Regions from separate parts of the Homo sapiens genome. Here regions 2, 3, 4, 5 and 6 are each linked to region 1. The links are chromatin contacts, found by Hi-C or POLR2A ChIA-PET in ENCODE. All regions are on one chromosome and are shown on one strand. The core of a region is the stretch at or near the end of the contact, and the rest is flanking DNA. Distances in the headings are between cores, read along the strand shown. Region 1 holds the start of RAN (RAN, member RAS oncogene family). Region 2 holds the start of GOLGA3 (golgin A3). Region 3 holds the start of ANKLE2 (ankyrin repeat and LEM domain containing 2). Region 4 holds the start of FBRSL1 (fibrosin like 1). Region 5 holds the start of LINC02361 (long intergenic non-protein coding RNA 2361). Region 6 holds the start of NOC4L (nucleolar complex associated 4 homolog).

What was found. Hi-C counts contacts between places; a loop is a spot of excess contacts on that map. ChIA-PET counts read pairs that join two places held with the same protein, here RNA polymerase II (POLR2A). Pooled maps may share reads with other maps.
Region 2: a map of ascending aorta shows a loop between it and region 1 (10-fold over the local background). The contact joins the promoter of GOLGA3 here to the promoter of RAN in region 1. A Hi-C loop is called at or near these places in 1 of 168 maps with a recorded cell type or tissue (ascending aorta) and 7 of 50 pooled maps. POLR2A ChIA-PET finds 5 or more read pairs at or near these places in 1 of 52 experiments (naive thymus-derived CD8-positive, alpha-beta T cell).
Region 3: a pooled map shows a loop between it and region 1 (22-fold over the local background). The contact joins the promoter of ANKLE2 here to the promoter of RAN in region 1. A Hi-C loop is called at or near these places in 2 of 37 single-sample maps with no recorded cell type and 9 of 50 pooled maps.
Region 4: a loop to region 1 is called in a map of ascending aorta, with 6 times the contacts of the local background. The contact joins the promoter of FBRSL1 here to the promoter of RAN in region 1. A Hi-C loop is called at or near these places in 2 of 168 maps with a recorded cell type or tissue (CD14-positive monocyte and ascending aorta), 2 of 37 single-sample maps with no recorded cell type and 13 of 50 pooled maps.
Region 5: a pooled map shows a loop between it and region 1 (19-fold over the local background). The contact joins the promoter of LINC02361 here to the promoter of RAN in region 1. A Hi-C loop is called at or near these places in 11 of 50 pooled maps.
Region 6: a loop to region 1 is called in a map of gastrocnemius medialis, with 5 times the contacts of the local background. The contact joins the promoter of NOC4L here to the promoter of RAN in region 1. A Hi-C loop is called at or near these places in 1 of 168 maps with a recorded cell type or tissue (gastrocnemius medialis), 2 of 37 single-sample maps with no recorded cell type and 11 of 50 pooled maps.

The regions. Positions count from the first base shown.
Region 1 is chr12:130,870,420-130,873,866 of GRCh38, forward strand. It overlaps RAN (RAN, member RAS oncogene family), which reads left to right and starts at 1,647. Exons shown (of 7, transcript NM_006325.5): 1 at 1,647-1,707; 2 at 2,165-2,210; 3 at 2,417-2,501; 4 at 2,584-2,709. The coding sequence starts at 2,175. RefSeq lists enhancers at 687-1,448, 872-951, 1,449-2,210, 3,439-3,447 and silencers at 1,232-1,691, 1,762-1,901, 1,952-2,161.
Region 2 is chr12:132,827,357-132,830,803 of GRCh38, forward strand. GOLGA3 (golgin A3) reads right to left here and starts at 1,513. Exons shown (of 24, transcript NM_001389683.1): 1 at 1,447-1,513. RefSeq lists silencers at 791-890, 1,391-1,450, 1,821-2,030 and an enhancer at 1,601-1,740.
Region 3 is chr12:132,760,020-132,763,466 of GRCh38, forward strand. ANKLE2 (ankyrin repeat and LEM domain containing 2) reads right to left here and starts at 1,813. Exons shown (of 13, transcript NM_015114.3): 1 at 1,599-1,813. The coding sequence starts at 1,779. RefSeq lists enhancers at 1,159-2,027, 2,382-2,481 and silencers at 1,262-1,851, 1,942-2,231.
Region 4 is chr12:132,488,629-132,492,075 of GRCh38, forward strand. It overlaps FBRSL1 (fibrosin like 1), which reads left to right and starts at 1,523. Exons shown (of 19, transcript NM_001367871.1): 1 at 1,523-2,233. The coding sequence starts at 1,943. RefSeq lists enhancers at 484-613, 2,611-3,174 and silencers at 804-873, 1,004-1,453.
Region 5 is chr12:132,188,445-132,191,891 of GRCh38, forward strand. LINC02361 (long intergenic non-protein coding RNA 2361) reads right to left here and starts at 1,251. Exons shown (of 2, transcript NR_146452.1): 1 at 735-1,251. RefSeq lists silencers at 1,102-1,581, 1,712-1,771.
Region 6 is chr12:132,142,833-132,146,279 of GRCh38, forward strand. It overlaps NOC4L (nucleolar complex associated 4 homolog), which reads left to right and starts at 1,625. Exons shown (of 15, transcript NM_024078.3): 1 at 1,625-1,773; 2 at 2,022-2,142; 3 at 2,727-2,833. The coding sequence starts at 1,657. It overlaps DDX51 (DEAD-box helicase 51), which reads right to left and starts at 1,487. Exons shown (of 15, transcript NM_175066.4): 1 at 1,161-1,487; 2 at 863-1,077; 3 at 1-46. The coding sequence starts at 1,464. RefSeq lists enhancers at 1-478, 1,408-1,707 and silencers at 1,078-1,277, 1,348-1,397.

The sequences.
Region 1 (3,447 bases), core at 397-2,896:
TCCTGGGTTTAAGGGATCCTCCTACCTCGGACTCCCAAAGTGCTGGGATTACAGGTGGCCTAGACTTTATAAAGCTGTTATCACCTCTTTCTTCTTTTCTCAACACTATCCTTTTGACATCTATCTAACCCTGTTGAAACAGATGACCGTCATTCCTTTTAAATGTTATACAGTATTAAATGTTGTGCACATGCGTGAGGCATGAGTTTAACTCTGGGGCCTCTCCCTAGAAATGGAAATCCGGGGTCACAAGCAATGGGCATTCCCGTTTTACTGTTAGATTCTGCTCTCCCGCCAGCAGCGTCTGAGAGGTGCTTGGGGTTCCCCTGAGGGTTCTGGGGGAGCTCGGACTTGCGTTCCCAGCAGGCCGGTTGTCGCCTGCTTTGTGCCTAATTTGCGTCACTGGGGTTCCTAGCGGACTCGCCTGCAAGTGTGCTCAGGACTGCAGGGAGGACTCTTCGGTCACTGCGGCTCTCTCCCCATGGTGGACTCTTCTGAGGCGCTTGACTGCGCTGATTTGGGCCTTTATCTGTCTGCATGTCGGCAGGGGCGCCCAGGAAGTCGGGTCCCTCTAGCTCAAGCTTGTTTGGGCTCTTACAGCTTCAGGCCAACAGGGGGCTGGGAAGCTGAGCACTTACTCATTCCGTCCCCGTTGGTAACTAGGGCTGGTAGACGCGTCCAGACTGCAAACAGTATTTCATCATTTTGTCTGTAGCATGCAGCGGCCAAAGCTGCCAACCTATGAAACGCTTTGAGAAGCCGGACGCTTTGGGAGGCCGAGGCGGGTGGATCCCCTGAGGCCAGCCTGGGAGACATAGTTAGATTCTGTCTCTCAAAAAAATTTTTAAAAAATTACCCCTGATGTGGTGCGCGCCTGTAGTCCCAGCTACTCGGGAGGCTGAGGCGGGAGGATCGCCCGAGCCTGAGAGTTCGAGACCAGCCTGGGCAACGTAGCGAGACTCCGTCTCTTAAAAAAAATAAGTAGCCGTTTTTCTGGGTGGGTGCATCCCTCTCTGGTTCCTCGCTCTCCAACTGGCCCTGGTCCTGGGGGCGTGAAGGCTACGATCTGGAGAGACAGAACAGCGGGCTGCCTCTGGAGGACGGGCCTAGACCCCATTCATTCATTCATTCGTTCTGTCACCCACCCGTCCTGCGCGCACGCGAGCCACCCTAAGCCCCAGGACCTCAAGAACCCCCACCCCACGGGGCACAGACAAGGACAGGCTGGCCAGCGCCTGGAAGCCGCGTGCCTGACCACGTCTGCCCGAGCGAGTACCGCCTCCCACCCGGGAGGCAGGAGAGCCGCGACCGTCGGGCCGCGCCCAACGTCTCCCGCTCAGGGGCGCGCCGCCTCGCTTTCAGCGCATGCGCGCCCGGGAGCCCGCCCGGGGCGTCGGCGCACGCGGTCCCCACCGGCCGGCTTGCGTACGCGCTCCCGGCTCGCCCTCCCACGCGGTCCACCGCGCCTCCCGCCCCACCCTAAGCGCAGCGACCGCCCGAGCGGCCGACCGAACCGCGTTGCGTGCGTGCGCGCACGCGCGGGCCACGTGGGCGGGCGCCGCGCCGTTGCCCCGCCCCTTGCAACCCCGCCCCGCGCCGGCCCCGCCCCTGCTCTCGCGCCGGCGTCGGCTGCGTCTCCGGCGTTTGAATTGCGCTTCCGCCATCTTTCCAGCCTCAGTCGGACGGGCGCGGAGACGCTTCTGGAAGGTATCGCGACCCGGCGGGCCCGGCACGGCCGGGCGGGGACAGGGGTGGCGGCGGCGGGATAGGGGTCGGAGCCGGGGCCAGGGCCGGGGCGGGTGGCGGACCCAGGGGCAGCGGGCGGCTGAGTAGGTGGGTGGTGCGGGCCCGGCCGGGCCGGGGCAGGAGACGGGCGTGGGGTCGGCGCTAGCCCCCGCGAACCCCCGTTTCATCCTCCGCTCTCATCCCCGTCCCGGTCCCAGTCCCGTTCCCATCCCTACACCTCCGGCCGCCGTTCCCCGGGCCCCGCCGCCCCGGATGCCGGCCCCGCCCGCCGCCTTCCCGCTCCCAGGCCTGGCCGCCATGGCGCCGCGGGCGGGAGGCCTTTGTGGGGCGGGCACGTGGGGCGCTGGGGGCGCGGGAGCGGGGCCGCCATGGGCTGCGGGGCCGCGCGAGCGCTCGCCTCCGTCCTCTGCCTCCGCAGGAACGCCGCGATGGCTGCGCAGGGAGAGCCCCAGGTCCAGTTCAAAGTAGGTAACCCTGCGGGGCGGGAGGCGGCCGAGCCCGACCGCGTGCGACTCGCGGGTCCCTCCTCCTGGGGCCACGATGGCTGTAATGGGGCCCCGCATCCACATTCTTTGTTTTAAGTGAGCCTGTGGTGGTTAAAGTTCCGTGACTCTGGGATCTTGAGAGGTGAAGTGTTTAGGGTTTACTTCCAAAATGTGTTTTTCAACAGCTTGTATTGGTTGGTGATGGTGGTACTGGAAAAACGACCTTCGTGAAACGTCATTTGACTGGTGAATTTGAGAAGAAGTATGTAGGTATGTGCTGGAAAACCTTGCTTGTGGAAATATGTGAGAAATGGGTAAGTTCATCCACTCAATCGCATCGTTTCCGTTTCAGCCACCTTGGGTGTTGAGGTTCATCCCCTAGTGTTCCACACCAACAGAGGACCTATTAAGTTCAATGTATGGGACACAGCCGGCCAGGAGAAATTCGGTGGACTGAGAGATGGCTATTATATCCAAGGTAGGCATTTGTAACTTGCTGAACGGTTTTTGAGAGGTTTTGTGTACTTCAGTCTTCAAGGTTATAGAAAATCAGGTCTGTTCCAACAAATAGTGTCATTTTTGGGTTAAAAAAAGACAAGTGGACTTCGGGGAGTTGACCACCATTTTGGTGGCAGAGAAAATTTTATTAAAGTTGTGTCATTTGCATGCTGTGTCATGCTAGGCATGCTTTAGAAAAAACTATGACTTACACTGGGACTTATAAGTCATATTTAAAACAATAATAGGCTGTTAACAGCAGTTTCAGTATTTGGAAACTTAGGTTCATGTATGTATTTTGGTGTGGTGATCAATGAATGTTTTTACTGTATTAGAAAACAATAAACACCAGATACTAGACCAGAGGAGATAGGAGATCTTAACAAGTGTTATACAAGACTAGCTGATTTCTTGTTAAATTGTTTGTACTAAGTTGTGCAGAGTATTTTTCTCAAATAGTTTGATTTAAAAATTGCAAGGAAAATGTTCATTGTACCAAAAAGAGGAATCAAGAAAATACTCATCTCTCTTGGAACCTCACGTTGCCGATAACACATTATCTGGAATCATTCCATGCCTTTTGCTTTCCTTGAGCATGTACAAATAAACACAAGAATTTCCCCCAAAAGAATCCTTTAACCAAAAAGTTGTGGTTTCTTGCCTTGCTAACTGTACCATAGTTATTCCTGCAGGTGAATATATAGGCTTTATCTGGGTT
Region 2 (3,447 bases), core at 263-2,762, 2.0 Mb after region 1:
ACTCCGGCCTCAGCTCCCGACCCTCCACCACTTACCTGTGAGAGCCTGGGCTAAAGATTTCTTAATCACATTTAGCCTGTTTCCTCACCAGTAAAACAATGAGAAAATGAACGCAAAATTTTGCCAGGATTAAATATAACAAGGCACAGAGTCTGTCCCGTGTCCTCAATAAAATGACAGTAATTATCACGATTTTCCCTTTAGTTGTTGCTTGTCAAAATCGCTAAAAGCCAACTGAAGGCATTCTCACTTGGGAAAGTATGCTACTTCTTAAGGCAATCGGGGGAAAAAAAGCTCCTCTTCAATCTGAGTGATGTCAGATGATTTATTTCCTTCTTGCCATTTAAGGTATACTGCCTGAAAAGATATTAAAGGGTTATAAAGCGCTATGTTGATGTCGTTTAAAAGACAGTTCAAAATAATCCACGACGACGGGTGTGGCTGCTCACACCTGTAACACCAGCACTTTGGGAGGCTGGGGTGGGAGGATCGCTTGAGGCCAGGAGTTCCACACCAGCCTGGGCAATACAGCAACACACCCAGTCTCTTAAAAAAAAAAAAAAAATCCATGAGTCATCTGTAAATGGCTTACACTGGCCCAGTGACAATAAACTCCAACCTCTTAAGAATCCAGCACCTGCCTACACCAACATCCTTACCGCCATCGCTTTCCCCCTTTGCCATTACACTGTGGCCACATCCTCCGCCCTCAGGGTCTTCAAACTTTCTGCCTGAGGCGCGCTTTTCTCACAATTTTGCCTGGCTTGCTTCTCGTCATAGAGGCCTTAGCACGGAAGTCGCCCGCCCCCCAGGCTCCCACTTAGAGTAGCGGACCCCACCCAACCACCGCCCGGTACCCTCTCGCTGGCGACCCTGGGTGTCCCTGTCCTAGGTGGGCTCCGCGGGGGCAGTGACCCAGACCCACAATACCCAGGACCCGCCACACGACTGACATTCGTCGGGTTCATACCCGTGACAACGCCCGGCCCCACTCGCTCTGGCCACCTGGAATGAAGACAAGTCGGCCAGCGACAAAGACAAACAAGGAAGTACACGGACTCCTGAAACCCCGACTTCCCACGAACCACCCGACACCATGTCACGCCTTTCAGCTGCAAAGGGCCAGGCTAAAGCAAGCACTGCCCGAGTGGTGGCAGTGGACAGCTTCGGGACAGGCCGCGCTCGTCGGGCGCAGACAAGCATTCAGGAGGGCTCGCGGGCACCGGCATTTACAGAGCCAGCTCCGCCGCAGCTGAAGGCGGGCGCCCAGGCCCGAGGCCACCGCAGCGAGGCGGGGGTGACTGGAACGGGGCCGTCCCGCCACGCTGCAGGGACGCGCCCAGGCCCCGCCGCCGCCCCTCGAGCCTCCCCCGCCCATGCACTGCGGGAGCGGGAGCGGGAGCGGGAGCCCGAGCCCCGAGGCGCCGCGGCCTCCGAGCCCCTCACCCTGCTGCTCTGGCAGCCCCGGAGGCCGCCCGGCCCGGATGCTCCGGCGGAGACGTGGCCGTGAGAGGGGCGGGGCGAGCGGTGCATCGGCCTCGGGTCCCCGGAAACAGCCTGCACGCGCTACTTTCGTTCCGGAACAGAGAACGTCCTCCTCTTCTTCAAGTGGCCACCCTAGGGCCGGGGACCCTCTGCCCACAGGGTCCGGATCGAGCTCACCTCCGACTGTGATGAGGCCGCCTTCAGAAAGTGACCTTAAGAGTTTGCGGACCTTTCCCTAGTAGAAACGCAACTTCCGGAACTGCAGGACCAACTCTTTCAGGAAGCTGAACCGAGCTTCCGGCGGAAGTGGCGTGGCCGGGGCTCGGCATGGGCGCGGCCGAGCTCGGTGTGGGCGTGACTTCCCCGCCCGCCCTAGTCGGGTCCCCGCCCCAACCCCGCACCTCCACCCGGCCGGCGCCCTTCGCGCTTCAGGTGCCAGATCAAAGGCGACGCTGCTTTGGACCCTATTTGCTTCCCCTTTAAAAAGGGCAAAGCTGGACGGCGCGGGCCGCTGGCCGCTGGGGAACGGCTTTCCACCTTCCCTCATCCGCCAGGCCGCTCTTCCAGCTGTCAGGAAGGAAATGGCCTGGAGGGCGCCTCGGGGTCCTCTGTGATGTTGCGCTCATCTCTGCGGATTTTGGAATACGCTTCAGTCTACGAAGTTTTCTGGGATTTTGATGGGAACTGCTGCAGATCGTTTGGGGAGCACGGGCATCGCTGACTCGGTCCTTCATCTGCGTCCCTGGTGGCCCCTCCATTTATTTCGGTCTTTTGATTTCTTCCACCAGCATTTTGTAATTTCAGCATACAGATTCTGCACCTTTTAAGTTTATAGTATTTCACATCAAACAACTGTAACACTGCGTTTTTGACGTTTTCCACGTGTTCACTGTTGGTCTACACAAATGTGATGAATTCTATGTTGATTTTCTTATCCTGAGACCTCGCTGAACTCATTAGTTTGAGGGTTCATTTGGTGTTTTGCGGTTGTTGTTGTAAAATCCTTGTATTTTTTACATGGGCCATCATGTTATCTGCAAATGCAAATTCTAACACAAAATGATCAGACTGAGGCGTAAAATATACAACTTTTAGAAGAAAACAGAATTTCTCACATCTAGAGCTTGGGGAAGAGTTCTTAGATCTGACCAAAAAAACACAATTCACAAAAGAAGTTGATAGAGTAAACTTCATGAAAAAATTAGAAACTTTTCACCGGATGCGGTGGCTCACGCCTGTAATCCCAACACTTTGGGAGGCCAAGGTGGGCGGATTACCTGAGGTCAGGAGTTTGAGACCAGCCAGGCCAAATGGTGAAACCCATCTCTACTAAAAATATAATAATTAGCCGGGCATGGTGGCATGTGCCTGTAATCCCAGCTACTCAGGAGGCTGGAGGAGAATCGCTTGAATCCAGGAGGCGGAGAGGTTGCAGTGAGCGGAGATCGTGCCACCAGCCTGGGCAACAGAGCAAGACTCCGTCTCAAAAAAAAAAAAAAAAGCCGGGCACAGTGTCTCACGCCTGTAATTCCAGCACCTTGAGAGGCCGAGGCAGGTGGATCACAAGGTCAAGAGATCAAGACTATCCTGGCCAACATGGTGAACCCTGTCTCTATGAAAAATACAAAAAAATTAGCTGGGCGTGGTGGTGTGTGCCTGTAGTCCCAACTACTCGGGAGGCTGAGGCAGGGGGATCACTTGAACCTGGGAGGCAGAGGTTGCAGTGAGCTGAGATCGTGCCACTGCACTCCAGCCTGGGCGACAGAGCGAGACTCCATCTCAAAACAAACAAACCAACCTTGTGAGAAAGACCACATTAAGAGGATGAAAAGATGAGTTACAGACTGTGAGAAAATATTTTCAAACCACGTTTGTTGAAGGACTAGTAGCTAGAATATATAAAGAACTCTCAAAACTTGACAGTAAAAAAAAATACAATTATTCTGGGCACAATGGCTCATG
Region 3 (3,447 bases), core at 563-3,062, 1.9 Mb after region 1:
GCTACTCGGGAGGCTGATGCAGGAGAATCGCTTGAACCCGGGAGGCGGAGCTTGCAGTGAGCCGAGATCGCGCCACTGCACTCCAGCCTGGGCCACAGGGCGAGACTACATTTCAAAAAAAAAAAAAAAAAAAAGTGGTAGGGCCGAGACACAAACTCACACAATTGGACAGGAATCCCCACTCAATCATCAGAAAGCACCTCTCCGCAGTGACTAACAGTCTGACAATTTAGAGTAAAAACAAACTCAGTTTCTCCCACTAGTCTTGCAACATGCTTCGGACACCAGGTATGTGGGGATTTTCTCCCCACAAATCACGCAGGTCGTCAGTTCTGCAGTGGACACAGGCTGGGTGTCGTCTGTCATCCTAATTCAGTCATCTATTCTGACAGCGTCTTCCTGGAGATACCAGCAGACCCCCACAGGTTAACGGCTCAGCCCCGCAAGACTGCCCCCCACTTCCAGTGCCCAGGTTGTTTGACCTGCGCTTGGGACCGACGGGGCGTAACCCGGTGACCTCCTCAGGTTGCGGTAATTTGCTAGAGTGGCTCCCGAACTCACAGACATGTTTTACTTACACTTACCAGCAGAGTATAAAGGATTACAAAGAATACAGGTGAAGAGATGCGTGACGTAAAACCGGGGGGAAGCGCTTGGAAATTCAGGGCCTCTCTGGGCACCGCCTCCAGGAACCCCCACGTACTATCTGGAAGCTCCCTGAACCCAGCCCTTTTGGGTTTTTACAGGAACTTCATTTCACAGGCGTGATTCATCAGCCACTGGTGATCAACGCAACCTTCACCCCTCTCTCCTCCCCAGAGGTTGGGGGTGGGGCTGAAAGTCCCCAGAACCTCTAACCCTGCCTTGGTCTTTCCTGCGACCAGCCCCATCCAGAAGCTCCCTAGGGGCTGCCGGCCACCAGTCCACTCAGCCTACAAAAGACATCACTTTGGAGGTTCCCGGGATTTCAAGAGTTGTATGCCAGGAAAAGGGGATGGAGCTGAAATACACAGTTCACTGTATCAGTTACCTCAAACTTAAAACGACCAAAACCCACCTCTGATCTCCACATCACCCAGACCCGACAGTCTACCGCAAAGCAATAAATGGCCACCTTCTCCCTCTTCCTCTGGCCCCAAACCCCTGAGTTACATTTGCCTTTTCCGTCTCTGCCTTATGTTCCATGACCAGTAACCGCAATGGCTTCACGTTCCAAACACATCCGGGACCCAGGGGTTTCCTCCCCGCGCCGCCCTCCTTTGGGCCATCCCTCCCCAGGTCTCGAGAGACCGCAGCAAGAGTCTCCGCTAACGCCTCGCCGGGCCCCCGCCGCCTTCCCCGGAGGCTGCTCCAGGGCCCGGGAAAGCTCTCACCCCCGAACCCGGCGTGGCCCCTCCGCCCCCGGCCCGGGAAGCCAAGTCCCCGCAACTGCCCTTTCCGCGGCCGGAATGGCCTTTCCCGACCGGCCCTGGTTTCCCCGGCCGCCTCGCCCAACTGCTGCCGGCTCCAGGGGCGCGGCCGGGACCCCAGGCCCGAGGAGGGCGTCGGGGCGGGGAAGGGGCCAGGGTGCGGGGACCCAGCGACCGCCTGGGCCTTACCTGAGGCGGGGGCGGCGGCCGCGCTTGGCGGAGGAACTGGGGTCCCGCTGCGGCCCAGACCTCCCGGCCGCGGGCCCAGCCGCCGCACCAGCCACCGCACAGCGATCAGCAGCACCGAGGCGCCCAGCAGCTCCCAGGCCAGCGCCGCCCACTCGGCCGCCGCCAGCCGCGGCCACAGCATCGCCGCCGCCCGGGCCGCAGCCGCCGAGAAGCCCGCGCCCCGCGCCGCGCCCGTCCCAGGACCCCGCGCCGGGCTGCCCGCGCCCTGCCTGACGGCGCCGCGCTCGAGGCGGCCGGGGCGGCGCGGGGGACACGGACGGCGGCCCCGCTCGCGGAGGCCCGGCGAGGGCGCGGCCCCGGCCCTGGGACCCAAGCGGGCGGGAACGGGCGAGCGGACGGGCGGGCGCGGCAGGCGGGGCGCGGGCAGCCCGACGCGGGGTCCTGGGACCGGCGAGGCGCGGGGAGCGCAATGTGCTGGCGGGGGCCGGGGCTGGGGCCCGGGGAGGCCACCAGGGCGGGGCCGGGCGCGGGGCGGCGCTTCTTCGCGCCTCCCGGCCCCGGCCTGGCGTCCGTGGGGCGCTGTGCGTCTCCGAGAACGAAGCGGCCTCCGGGTTCGTGTGCTCCGAGCCCGAGTACTGTTTGCGGCCGTCGTCCCGTCCTGGAGCAGGAGTGAGGAAGCGCCTCTCACTCCCCCGCGAACCCGCAGAACAGGCCGCCGGCGCTATGGAGACCGGCGGAGCTTCCCGCTCCTTCACCAAGGGGCCCTGACGCGCAGTTGAAAGCGCGGATTTTGCCGGGCGCGGCGGCTGCGTCCGGAGTCCCAGCGCCTTGGGAGGCGAGGCGGGAGGATCCCCACGGCCCGGGAGCTCGAGACCAGCCCGGGCAAATATTTTGAAAGTCATGGTAAAAGCCGCAATTACTTTTGCACCAACCTAATAGTGAGACCCTGTCTCGAAAAAGGGAAGGAGGATTTTACTGTATGTAATTTAGATGTTTTATTTATTTTTTGATGCGGTGTCTTGCTCTGTCGCCCAGGCTGAAGTGCAGTGGCGCGATCTCGGCTCACTGCAGCCTCCGCCTCCTGGGCTCAAGCGATTCTCCTGCCTCAGCCTCCCAAGTAGCTGGGATTACAGGTGCCCACCACCACGCCTGGCTAATTTTTGCATGTTTAGTAGAGACGGGGTTTCCTCATGTTGGCCAGACTGGTCTCGAATTCTTGATGTCAAGTGATCCACCAGCCTCGGCCTCCCAAAGTGCTGGGATTACAGGCGTGAGCCACCGCGCCCCGCCTAATTTAGATATTATTAAATGAAAATGAAAGACCTGAAAAATATAATTGATATCCTTGGTTAAAAACATAATTGATCTGAGCGAGGTGGCTCAGGTCTGTAGTCTCAGCAACTCTGGAGCGTGAGGGGTGATGGTAGTTTCAGTCCGGGAGTTCGAGGCTGCCATGAGCGTGATCTCGCCTGTGAATAGCCACTGCACGCCAGCCTGACCAACATAGCAAGACCCCATCTCTTAAAAAATATCATTGGATGGTACTAATGGTTGGTTGGGCACTACAGAAGAAAGGGTCAGTAATTTTGAAGATGGATGAAATGGAAATTCAAACCACGATGAGATGCTGCTTGAAATCCACCAGAATGGCTAAAATTTAAAAATTGGCAATATCAAATTTTGCTGGCAAGAGCAAACACTGAGTTAACCACCTTGGAAAATAGTGAGGCAGTTTCTTTCAAAGTTAAACGTACACCTCTGCTGTATTCTGAGTGTCTGTCCCCAGCGTTCGTATGTTGAAACCCTAACCCCCCTTGGCCGGGCGTGGTGGCTCACGCCTGTAATCCCA
Region 4 (3,447 bases), core at 273-2,772, 1.6 Mb after region 1:
CCAGAGAGCGGGCTGGGTGGACTGGAGGAGGCTGGGTGAACAGGAAGTCCCCCCACCCCAGTGAGCTACTTTCCCAACTGCCTCAGCCCAGCAAACAGCCAGTGGTGCCTGGACCACACCCTTCCTGCCCTGCACAAGAGGCCGCCAGTAGGCTCTCCCAGAGGCAGGGTAAAGTGGACCCCGCAGAGTGGGCGAGGACCCGTTCCCACTAAGGGCAACCGAGGGCAGGGTCCCACCACTGTCTTGGGCACCCTCCCCTCCGCCCTCCAGCAAACCACCATTCTTCTCCGAGGGCCTGTGCAGGGGTGTAGCCCCGACCTGAAACAGGGTGCCCATGACTGCTGGGGCTCGGAGTCGTCACTCCTCGGGGAGGCCCTCTGGACCACCCAATGCCCACTCTCTGTGACACCTCCCCGTTCGATTTTCTTCAGATTATCCTTGGCTGATATTCTATTTGGCCCTGTGTTCAGGGTCTCTCTCCCACTTCTAAGAGGGTAGTCTATCTCAGCCGCTGCGGGGTCACCAACAGAGCCTGGACACAGGAGGCATCTGGCAAATACGCGCTGCATGAATCAATGACTCCAGTGCCCACGCGCAAGGGGCCCCTGGGCTCAGAAAACCCCACCAGGCGGGCCCCTCCGAGCTCGGCCTGTCCTGGGGGTGGAGGAGGAAGTTCGCCCCGCGCCTGCCTCGCAACCGCAGCCGCCTCCGTGCGCTTCCTGCCCGCGCCGCCCTCCACACTGCGCTCCGTGTCTGGCAGCAGCCCCCGCCTCGCTGGGCGCGTTCCCGGGGGTCTCGGTGGCGGGAGCCGCCTTCTTGTGGGACTTGGGGGCACGTGGCGCGGGGCGGGGACGCGGACAGACCCCTCCCGCATCCTAGGAGGCCTGGGAGGGTCCGCGGGGACGCGGGGAGGGGGCACCGCCTGGCCGAGGACCCTCCCCCGGTCCTCCCCGCCCCTTCCCCGTCCCTTCCACGCTCGCCGAGGGCAGGACTTCGGTTCCGCGAGACCGGAGGCCCCTCGTCCTCCTCGGAAGCCGCCCGCGGCCGGGGACCCCAGTCCCGCAGAGGAGGGCGGCGCTGCCCCCGCCTCCCGCTTGGAGAGCGCCGCCCGCAGGTGCCCACGGAGGGGCCGCGGCATCCCAGCGCCCTCCCAGGAAGGAGCCGAGCGGATCACCGCCGGCTGCAGCGGAGGTCGGGGCGCCGGGGAGGGGCGCGGCTAGGGGGCGAGGTCGAAGGGCGGGCACCTGCGGGTGGGGCGGGGCCTGAATTAGCGGGAGCGCCCGGGAGGGGCGGGGCCGGGGCCTGCGTGAGCGGGTCGGGGAGGGGGCGGAGCCTGCGGGGGGCGGGGCCTGCGTGAATGGGGCGGGGAGGGGCCGGAGCCTTGTGAGCGGGGCGGGCCGCGTGTGCGGGGTGGGGGCGGAGCCTTATGAGCGGGGCGGGGCAGGGGCGTGGTCGGGGCGGGGCGCGCGGGCGCCCGCGGCGGCCCTCACTTCCTCTGGCGAGCGCAGCCGGGCGGAAGTGCGTCAGTTGTTATCTGTTCGGGGCGCCGCCGCCGCCTCACGAGCCCGGTGCCCAGGAGCCCGGCCGCCTCCCGCCTGCCGCCTGCCGCGCCCGCCCGGCCCCGCCCGCTCGGCCCGATCGCCGCGCCGCGCGCATGGGGCGCGCCCCCGGGGGGGCGGCCGAGGGCCGCTGAGCGCCGGGCCCGCCCCCGCCGATGCGCCCAGCCGCCCGCGCCGGGGGTCCCAGGCCGCGCCGGGCCCGGGGCTGAGCCGCCCCCCGCGCCCGGCATGCCCGGCCCGGCCCGCCGCCCGCCGCCGCCCAGGGCCCGAGCCCGCGCGGCGCACACTCAGCCCGGCGGCGCCGCGTAGCCGAGGGAGCCCGCCTGCTGCGAGCCAGGCGCGGGGCGTCAAGGTCACCGGCCCGACGGGGCGCACGCGCGGCCATGGAGGCCAAGGTCCGCCCGAGCCGGCGCTCGCGCGCGCAGCGGGACCGTGGCCGGCGCCGGGAGGCCGCCCGCGACGCCCGCGCCCAGAGTCCGTCGTCGGGCGACGAGCCCGAGCCCAGCCCCGGCAAGGAGAACGCGGGCCTCCGCGGCGCGCCCCCCCGAGGCGCCGCCCCCGCGCCCCGCACCGCGCGTCCCCCGCGCCGCCGCCGCCGCGAGTCCAGCTCGCAGGAGGAGGAGGTCATCGACGGCTTCGCCATCGCCAGCTTCAGCACCCTGGAGGCCCTGGAGGTAGGTGGACGGGTGCGGCTTCGCAGGCGTTGAGGCGAGAACGGGGCCCGGAGTTGACGCGTCGGGCGATCCCGGGACCCCTGGGCTTGCGACCGCCCGCGCCGTGGGCAGCCCTGAGGGAAGCCCCGGCCACTTGGTACCCGTTCCAGGGACCCTGGGTGCCCACCGCTCGCCCAGACCGTCGCATCTGGAAGACCCAGCAGCGTCGGGTGGGTTTGGGGACGTTTTAAGTTGCAGAGGCAAAAAAATCTACGCTTCGAAATTGGGGGCTGTCTGACAGCACCGTCGGCCTTTTATCAGTTGTGTTTCTGTGGCCAGCATATCGCTCTGCCTGGTTCAGGACGTGCTAGGGAGCAGTGCTGGATCTTAGGGAGGTGGTGATAAAATGGATACTCCGCGGGCCATCCCGTTCCCTCCTCCCTTCGAGGGCTCTGCTGAGAAGGGGAGAAGGAGGGTTAATCTCAAGACCCCTCTTGGTGACTGCTGCCTGCTGCATGGTTAATAGATTGGCCAAAAATATTGCTTGTCTGGCTGACGGACAGTATTTGCTGAGCAAATACTGCTCCTCTTACATGAACTCAGCTGAGCAGAGAAGGAAATTAAATGCTGTCTGAGAGTTGGGGCAGGCGCTGTCTCCCCAGGACTGGCATGGGCAGGAATGCTAGCAAGTTGCCCTGCACCAGGGCCGAGACCCGCCCAGCGAGGTGTGCCCCGTGCAGCACTTACTTTGGGGGACCCTCATCTGCTGGACTTTGACTCCCAGAATCACCCCATTTCCAACCCCTCTCACTTTTCCAGGGGCTTGGGAGCCCATGGCCTGGGATCCCCCAGTCTCAGAAGCTGAGCTTTGGGAAAAGGGGAGATGCCTACTGCAGGCCCCTGAAGCAGCAAGTCCTCTTCAAGTTCTCATCCAAACTCTGGGGACTGTAGAGAGCCTTGGGTCAGGGCCGGTGGCCAGGGAAGTGGCCCCAGAACAGGTGCCGCATCGTGTCCCGAGTGCACAGTCAGAGCTGGGGCTTCGTGTCCCAAGTGCACGGACAGAGCTGGGGCTCCTGTGGGCCCAGGACGGGGTGGGTGGTGGCCAGGCTCATCACACAGGCTGGCCATCCTCTGTCCTGCACATTATTAGATGGCTCCAGGGCTGGCACACGCCATTGCTCTGTGCTGGGACGGGATGGCCCTGGGGCTGTCTTCTGCCCTCTCAGTGGTGATAA
Region 5 (3,447 bases), core at 1-2,500, 1.3 Mb after region 1:
GCGTTGCTCTGAACCGCTAGATACGGGGCTCATCAGAAACAGAAAACTGAGGCAGGAGGCCGTGCGGAGGACAGCCCAGGCCGCAGCGACGGCCAGCCCCACCCGCCAGCTGCCAGGAGCCGTCTGCTGCCCGGCCTGGCCAGCCCTGCTGGTGACCATGGCGGCCCATGAGCCAGCCCAGGGAGCCCCCATGGACCCAGAGAATTGTGAGGACCAGGAGCCCAGCGCTGCTTTAACCTGCTGCGTTTCGGGTGGTTTAGTTCCCGTGTTGTGCGTGGACGCATCGTGGCACGGGGGATTCTGCCCAGCAACTGCTCTGTGTTCTGAGACACTAAAGGCCAGTGCAGCGTTAGAGTCAGGCTGGAGGTGGGGGCAGGGGTGAGGAAGAGGGGACGAGAAGTTGGGGGAGGGAGAGGAGCAGGAGCAGGAGGGAGGGTGGGGCTGCTCTCTGGGCAGCCAGGCTCAATACACAGAGAAGCTTCCCTCAGTGGCTAAACCGGGCCAGGAGATGCTGGTTCCGGGGAATGAGCCCACTGCTCTGCCCTCTTCCCGTCCCGGCTCCGCCACCTCCCCAGCTCTGTCCTGATTTCACACAAACCCATCATTCCATTTCACTCCAGAGATGAAATCGGTTCTGCAGCTCACCCTATCCCCATCTTGAGCACCGCCTGAGGGCGCAGGTGGGGTCCCTCCCTGCCCAGCGGGGGATGGGGTGGGCGTGGGGGGGCGCGCACCTGGAGCTGCGCTTCCCTCTGGCGGCCTCCCTGCCCGGTGAGGGGCTGTGCCTCCGGGGTCTGTCTCCCGGCATTTTTCATATTCCACGGGGTTCTGTCATCCTGACTGTGAAGGGCACACGGAGCCGGGTCCTGGCCCATTTGACCGGCTCGGCTCACCCCTGCGCTGCCTGTTCGCCTGTGTCCGTCTGTCCGTCCATCTGTCTGCTGGCCACAGCTCTTCCACCCTCGGGGAGGTGTTCTTCCCCCTCTGCTGAGCCTGCATGAAGACGCGTGCGCTCAGGCCGGCGTCTGCAGTGTAGACACAGCTGCCTAGGCTCACTTGTGGTGTGGACGCTGTGCTGTGCCGGTGTTGCGCTGTGTCCGGTGCAGGCGCCGTCCTCTGGCTTCTCTGGGGTGTGTGCAGCGTCGACGCTGTCCCGGCGGGGCTCGGAGGGAACCGCCCGGCGTAGTGTGAGGGGCGGGGCCGCTCCTGCGGAGTCCACGGAGCTCGGCCGGCCGCGGGGGCCTCTTCGCCGAGGGAGTCGGGGCGGGGCCCGTCTTTCCGGGGACGGAGCACGGAGGAGACGCAGCGACGGAGGAGTCGAGGGCGGGGCCTGGGGCGGCCCTTCGCCCTTTTAAGTCACTGCGCGCGGGTCCCAGGCGGCGCCCGTCTCGGGGGCAGGTCCGCGGGGTGTGACGAATGTTCCCGCGGCGTCTCCCCGCCCTCCCCGGCGCCTCCCCCGGCCTCGGGCAGCCGCTTTCTGCACGGCACCTCCGAAGCCGCTGGGCGTCTGTAACCAACCTGCACGTTGTGCGCATGTGCCCCAGAAATTAAAGTAGAATAAACAACAACAAAACCAAAAGACCTTTTTACTTTGACGCAGTTTTAGATTCCCAGGACGTTGCACAGAAAATCCGGACGGATCCTGTGCCCTCCGCCCAGCTCCCGGGGTCACAGGCAGCCTCGGCTCCGACCCCGCCGGGCGCGCGGTGACCGGCTGTGCGGGTTCCAGGGGCGGATGTGCGCTTTGCCCGGCCCCTCTCCCGCCGCGCGGCCGCTCCTCCTCTCCGCCAAGGGCCGGTTCAGGCACAGGCCCCGCCGAGGCTGCCCCTGACTTGAGGGCTCACGCACCGGGCTGCTTGCGGCTCTGGACTATTGTGAATAAGGCCGGTGTGAGTATTTTACTGTAAGTCTTTGGGGACGTGTCTTCATGCCCCTTGGGTGAATCCAGGTGTGAGATTGCCGGGCCGGGGTGCTGTGAGTTACCTTTGGTTATAGGGAGGTGGTGACCCATGGTGGCTCCAAGTGCCCGTGGCCTTTCGTGACCCCGCCAGCAGCGGGTGGGCCTTTGGGGCGCTCCGAGGCTCGCCCGTGCTGCCCGTGGGTGCTTCAGCCAGTCCGGCCGCCGTGGCTTTCCTCTGCAGCCCCCGGTGCCTGCTGGCGTCGTGCCTTTCCGTGTGCTCGTTGGCCACGCACATGTCGAGGGGCCGTTCTGACGATGGACTGAGGGGCTCGGGGATAGCACGTGTCCAGCGGGGCAGGTCAGCCTTTCTCTTCTCCCCACAGACCTCAGCACAGCTCTGCACCTCGGAGGACTCGGGGAAGTTTCTGGGCCTATTTGGGCAATAGGAGAAGGTCATGGGCTGTCTTTCCAAAATTCACGTCCACCCAGAACCCCCGAATGAGACCTATTTAAAGAGAAGGCCTTAGCTGATGGAACATTAAGATGAGGCCACCCTGGAGCAGGGTGGGCCCTGAATCCGAGGCTGCTGTCCCTGCAAGGTGACGAGAGGGTGCAGGCGTGGAGGAGACACATGGGGGTGGGGTGAGGAACAGGCCACCGGCAGCAGAGACGGGTCAGGCCCAGCGAGGGAGGAGGTGGGAGGAGCCCCGGAGCCCTCGGAGGAAGCCGGGCTGGCACCTGGGCCTTGGACTCTGGGACTGTGAGGGAATCAATTCTGCCATCTGAAGCCACCTGCTGTGGTCCTGTGTTACAGCAGCGCTGGGCACAAACATGGGAGGGCCTCGTGATTGGGACTGGGGCATTCACAGGCCCGGCAGGCTGGTGAGCCGGTGCCTGGCAGGTGGGGAGGACATGGTGTGAGAGGCGGCCTGCGGGCCGGCCAGTGAGCTCCAGCACGGGGACTGGTCACCAGCCAGTGAGCTCCAGCACGGGGACTGGTCACCGGACAGCAGTGTCAGCGTGGACGGTGATCCCTCTAGAAGCCCTCCTTGTGTCTCGGGCCGGAAGCTAGGCACTGCACGCGCTCGGGAATGGGCCGCTGCTGTGAGGGAGAGCGCCCGCTGTGCAGTGGGTGTCAAATGAATATTAATAAACAAAAGAGCCAATTATCCTTCGTTGCAGACAAGTTTCTTTGCAGAAAATTTAGGAAATACAAGAAGCAAATAAAAAAATCAAAACCACCCAGGAATATAACAGTTATGATGTGCTTTTTTCCTAATCTTCAAAGCAAAGCTTTGGAGCCTGTATTATTTCTTGTTTGAATTAAATGCAGTTCAGAAGGAGAAAGTAATTTCCCCAAAGCTGCCCAGTGAGGAGAGGGCGCCCAGGTGTGTCTGCTGCTGCCCCTCTCTGCAGACCCCAGAGCTGTCCCTGCAGCCCTCTCAGAGGGGGCCCCCGCCCTGGAGTCTGCCCTTCACCTTCCCCTTGCTTCGACCAGAGCTAAACTTGCCTGTGATGACGAGGGAGTGTTTGGGAGACCCCCACGC
Region 6 (3,447 bases), core at 375-2,874, 1.3 Mb after region 1:
TGACACAGTTAGGCTCAGCCAGCCACCTTGGCAGGAAAGGCTGGACCTGCCATCAAAAAGAAAGAGAGGCCAGGTGAGCGCTTTCCAGGCTCTCGCGCAGAAGCCCACGGTGGAAAAAGCTAGGGGAGGGAGGCTGGGGAAACCTCTGTCGTCTTCAGCTCCTTCTCAGCCCCAGGATGCGCTTTCCATACAGCCTTCAGAAGTTAAACAGTAAAAGCAGATGCCACTCCCTGAGCAAACTCACTCTGTAGCCTCCCATCAACCCACAGTGGCACCCACCCTCCCGCAGCCAGGAGGTCCTGTGACCTGGCGCTCGCCTGCCCCAGCCACGCCGGCGTCCCTGCCTCGAGGCCTCTGCCTGGCACCCCCAACCCCCAACCTTGACCTGGCTTCAAGTCTTTGCATCCCAACTCAAAGAGAACCTCCTCCACCTGCCCTACCTAAGGTGCCCGAGCACTCTGTCAAACTTCTCGCTTTCTTCACCTGTCTCGCCGGAAATCTCTTTACCGAAAACCACACGTGCTAAGCAAAAACACCAACGGTCAGGAGCTTGCAGAACGGCCTCTGACTTACTCCTGAGGCGGTGAGCGCACAGCAGGAAACCCCGCACGTTCACGCAAACACATCTTGCAGAACTGGCGCGGCGCGGCGGGAGGACAGGGGCAAGCCTAGCAGAGGAAACGGGAGCTCTGCACGTGCAGGATCCAGACCCCTAGGCGATGAAACTGCAGACCTGGCAGCGAGGCGCGGCTGTGACCCGGGAACATTCGCTGAACGAAATCTTCCGGGGCGACCGCCGCACTTAAGAATCCGCGCAGCCTACCCTCTCACGCCGACCACCCTCCCGCCCGCCGAGGCTCACCTTCGGCGCCTTCCTCTTCCCGAACCCCCCCAGCACCAGGCCGGGGACCAGGGGTCCGGCCGCCTCCTCCAGGGCCGGTCCATCTGGGGCCGCCTCGGCGCTGGCGCTGGTGCTGCGCTCCCCCGGCGCCTCCTCGCTGCTCCCTGCGCTGGGCTCCCCTGGCGCCTCCTCGCTGCTCCCTGCGCTGGGCTCCCCTGGCGCCTCCTCGTTGCTTTCTGCGAGGCAGACACCCACCCGGCAGCGCGTCAGCACCGAGTCGCCGGCGCCCCAGAGGGAGCCCGCTCGCCCCGCGGCCCACCTGCGCCCGCGTCCTCGCCGTCCGCCTTCCGTCGCTTTCCCTGCGGCGCCTCCGGGCTCCCCGGCTCCGCGTCGTTCACCCGCCGCCGCCGCCGGGGCCGCCGTCGCCTCCTGGTCGCCGGCTCGGTCGATGCAGCCGCCTCGGTCTGCGCGGGCTCCCGCTGCTGCTGCCGTTCGCGGGCCCGGCTCTGCAGCCGCTCGAGCAGCGCGCGGGCCCTGCCGTGCGCCCCGGCCTCCGCGCCCTCCGGCCCCGCCGCAGCTGCCGCATCGGGGCCCGGGTACCGCGCGACGTAGAACAGCGCCATGGCCAGCCGCACGCCTGGGACTCGGGCGTGGCGCGCTGCGATGACGTCGGCGGCACGCCTGCGACTCGGGCTCCGCGCAAAAGATGGGGTTGGGGTACGGCGCGTAGAGATGACGTCGGGTTCTACGCGCAGTGGTGACGTCACGGGAGCGCCGGCGGCTGAGAATCCGCGTTGTTCCGTGTTGGGGGCGGCATGGAGCGGGAGCCGGGCGCCGCGGGAGTTCGCCGGGCTCTGGGCCGCCGGCTGGAGGCGGTGCTGGCGAGCCGCAGTGAGGCCAACGCCGTGTTCGACATCCTGGCCGTGCTGCAGGTGGGCCTGGCGGCGTCGCAGGGCCGGAGTCGCGGCACGGGAGCGGGACTTGAATGGGGGGCTGCGGCGGCAGGTCCCCAGGAGGTTCCGAGACGGCGTTGGGGGGTCAGGGTGGGAGGCGTGTGGGTCACGGGTCGGGGGTGACGGGGCTGGCGTCCCGAGGGGGAAGGGAACGGGTTGGGGGCAGCCTAGGCAGGGGCGAAGGTGACAGTTGGCGGCCGGGCACCCTGCCGCCGCCTCTCCTGCAGTCTGAGGACCAGGAGGAGATCCAGGAAGCAGTCCGCACGTGCAGCCGTCTTTTCGGGGCCTTGCTGGAGCGGGGAGAGCTGTTTGTGGGCCAGCTGCCCTCTGAGGAGATGGTCATGACAGGTGAGCCCTGGAGGGCCCCGGGGCTGCTCTTCTCTTTCCGTGGGTCGGAGGGAGGCTTTGTCACCATGGGATGAGCGCCCCCAACCCTGGCACAGGCCGTGCAGGCTGGTGGGAGGACGCACCAAGCCCACCGTGGAAGATGGATGGTGGCGTTGGGGCAGGGGTGACATGGGTGCCCTGCAGCTGAGTGTAGATGAACACTGGACAAGGTACGACTTTTTGTGTGCTTTGCACCCCTTTTGTAATTTGATGTTGACTGATCCTGACACGGTCGCTTAAACTCGGAGCTTCCTTTATGTCCCCATCCTGGGGACGTCAGGTCTTGGAGTAAAGAGAGGGGATGTGGATCCTGCTCCTGGCAGCTTGGCTGGGGCAGTCCTGGGGTAGGAGGTGCTCTTCCTGTTTGCAGGGCTCAGGGAATGTGCTGGTCTCAGCACAGGTCTGGGGGCCTTAGCGACCTGTTTCCACCTGCGGAGGCTGAGTAGAAGACAATGGGAGGGTGGAGCCAGGCCTGAGATTTTGGGCTGGGCCCAGGGTGGCGTATGTGGGCCTCACGTGGGCTGACCACCCTAACCTGTCTGCAGGGTCCCAGGGAGCCACACGGAAGTACAAGGTGTGGATGAGACACCGCTATCACAGCTGCTGCAATCGCTTGGGAGAGCTCCTGGGCCACCCCTCCTTTCAGGTCAAGGTGGGTCATTGGGCTGGCCTCATCCTTGTCCATCCCCTGCACCCCAACTCCCAGGTTATCCACAAAGCAGAGGTCTGGGGCTCCCACAATTGTCCAGGCAAAGCTGCTTCCTTCATGGGAGCATCACCCTGTGGGTGTTCAGTCCCATTCAGAAACATGGCTATCGAGTCCTGTAGTGAATATTGAAGACGCAGAATCCGTGTTCATTTCCAGTGGCATCCACGGGGATCTCTGTGTTTGCATAGAGCACGCACACCAAGCCTCGTGCCAGTCCACAGATGTGTTTGCTCAGATCACACTGTGGTCTGCAGCCATGGGAATGCATTATGAGCTTTCTTAAAATCTGTAGTGAGGAATAACTGAGGCACAGTTTACCGTTTAAAGCTGAGAAGTTAGCATCTGTTACTGTGTTGTGCAGTGGTTGCCGCTATCCCAGAACATCTTTATCGCCCCGAAAAGAAATCCTGTACCAGTTACCATCGCTTCCATATCCCGCCCCTTTCCACCCCCAGCCCCAGGCAGCCACTCCTGGATCAGTGGTTACTTCCTGGATCAATGGGTTTGCTTTTTTTAGACGCTCCTCATAAGGGGGATCATACGGTATGTGGCTTCTT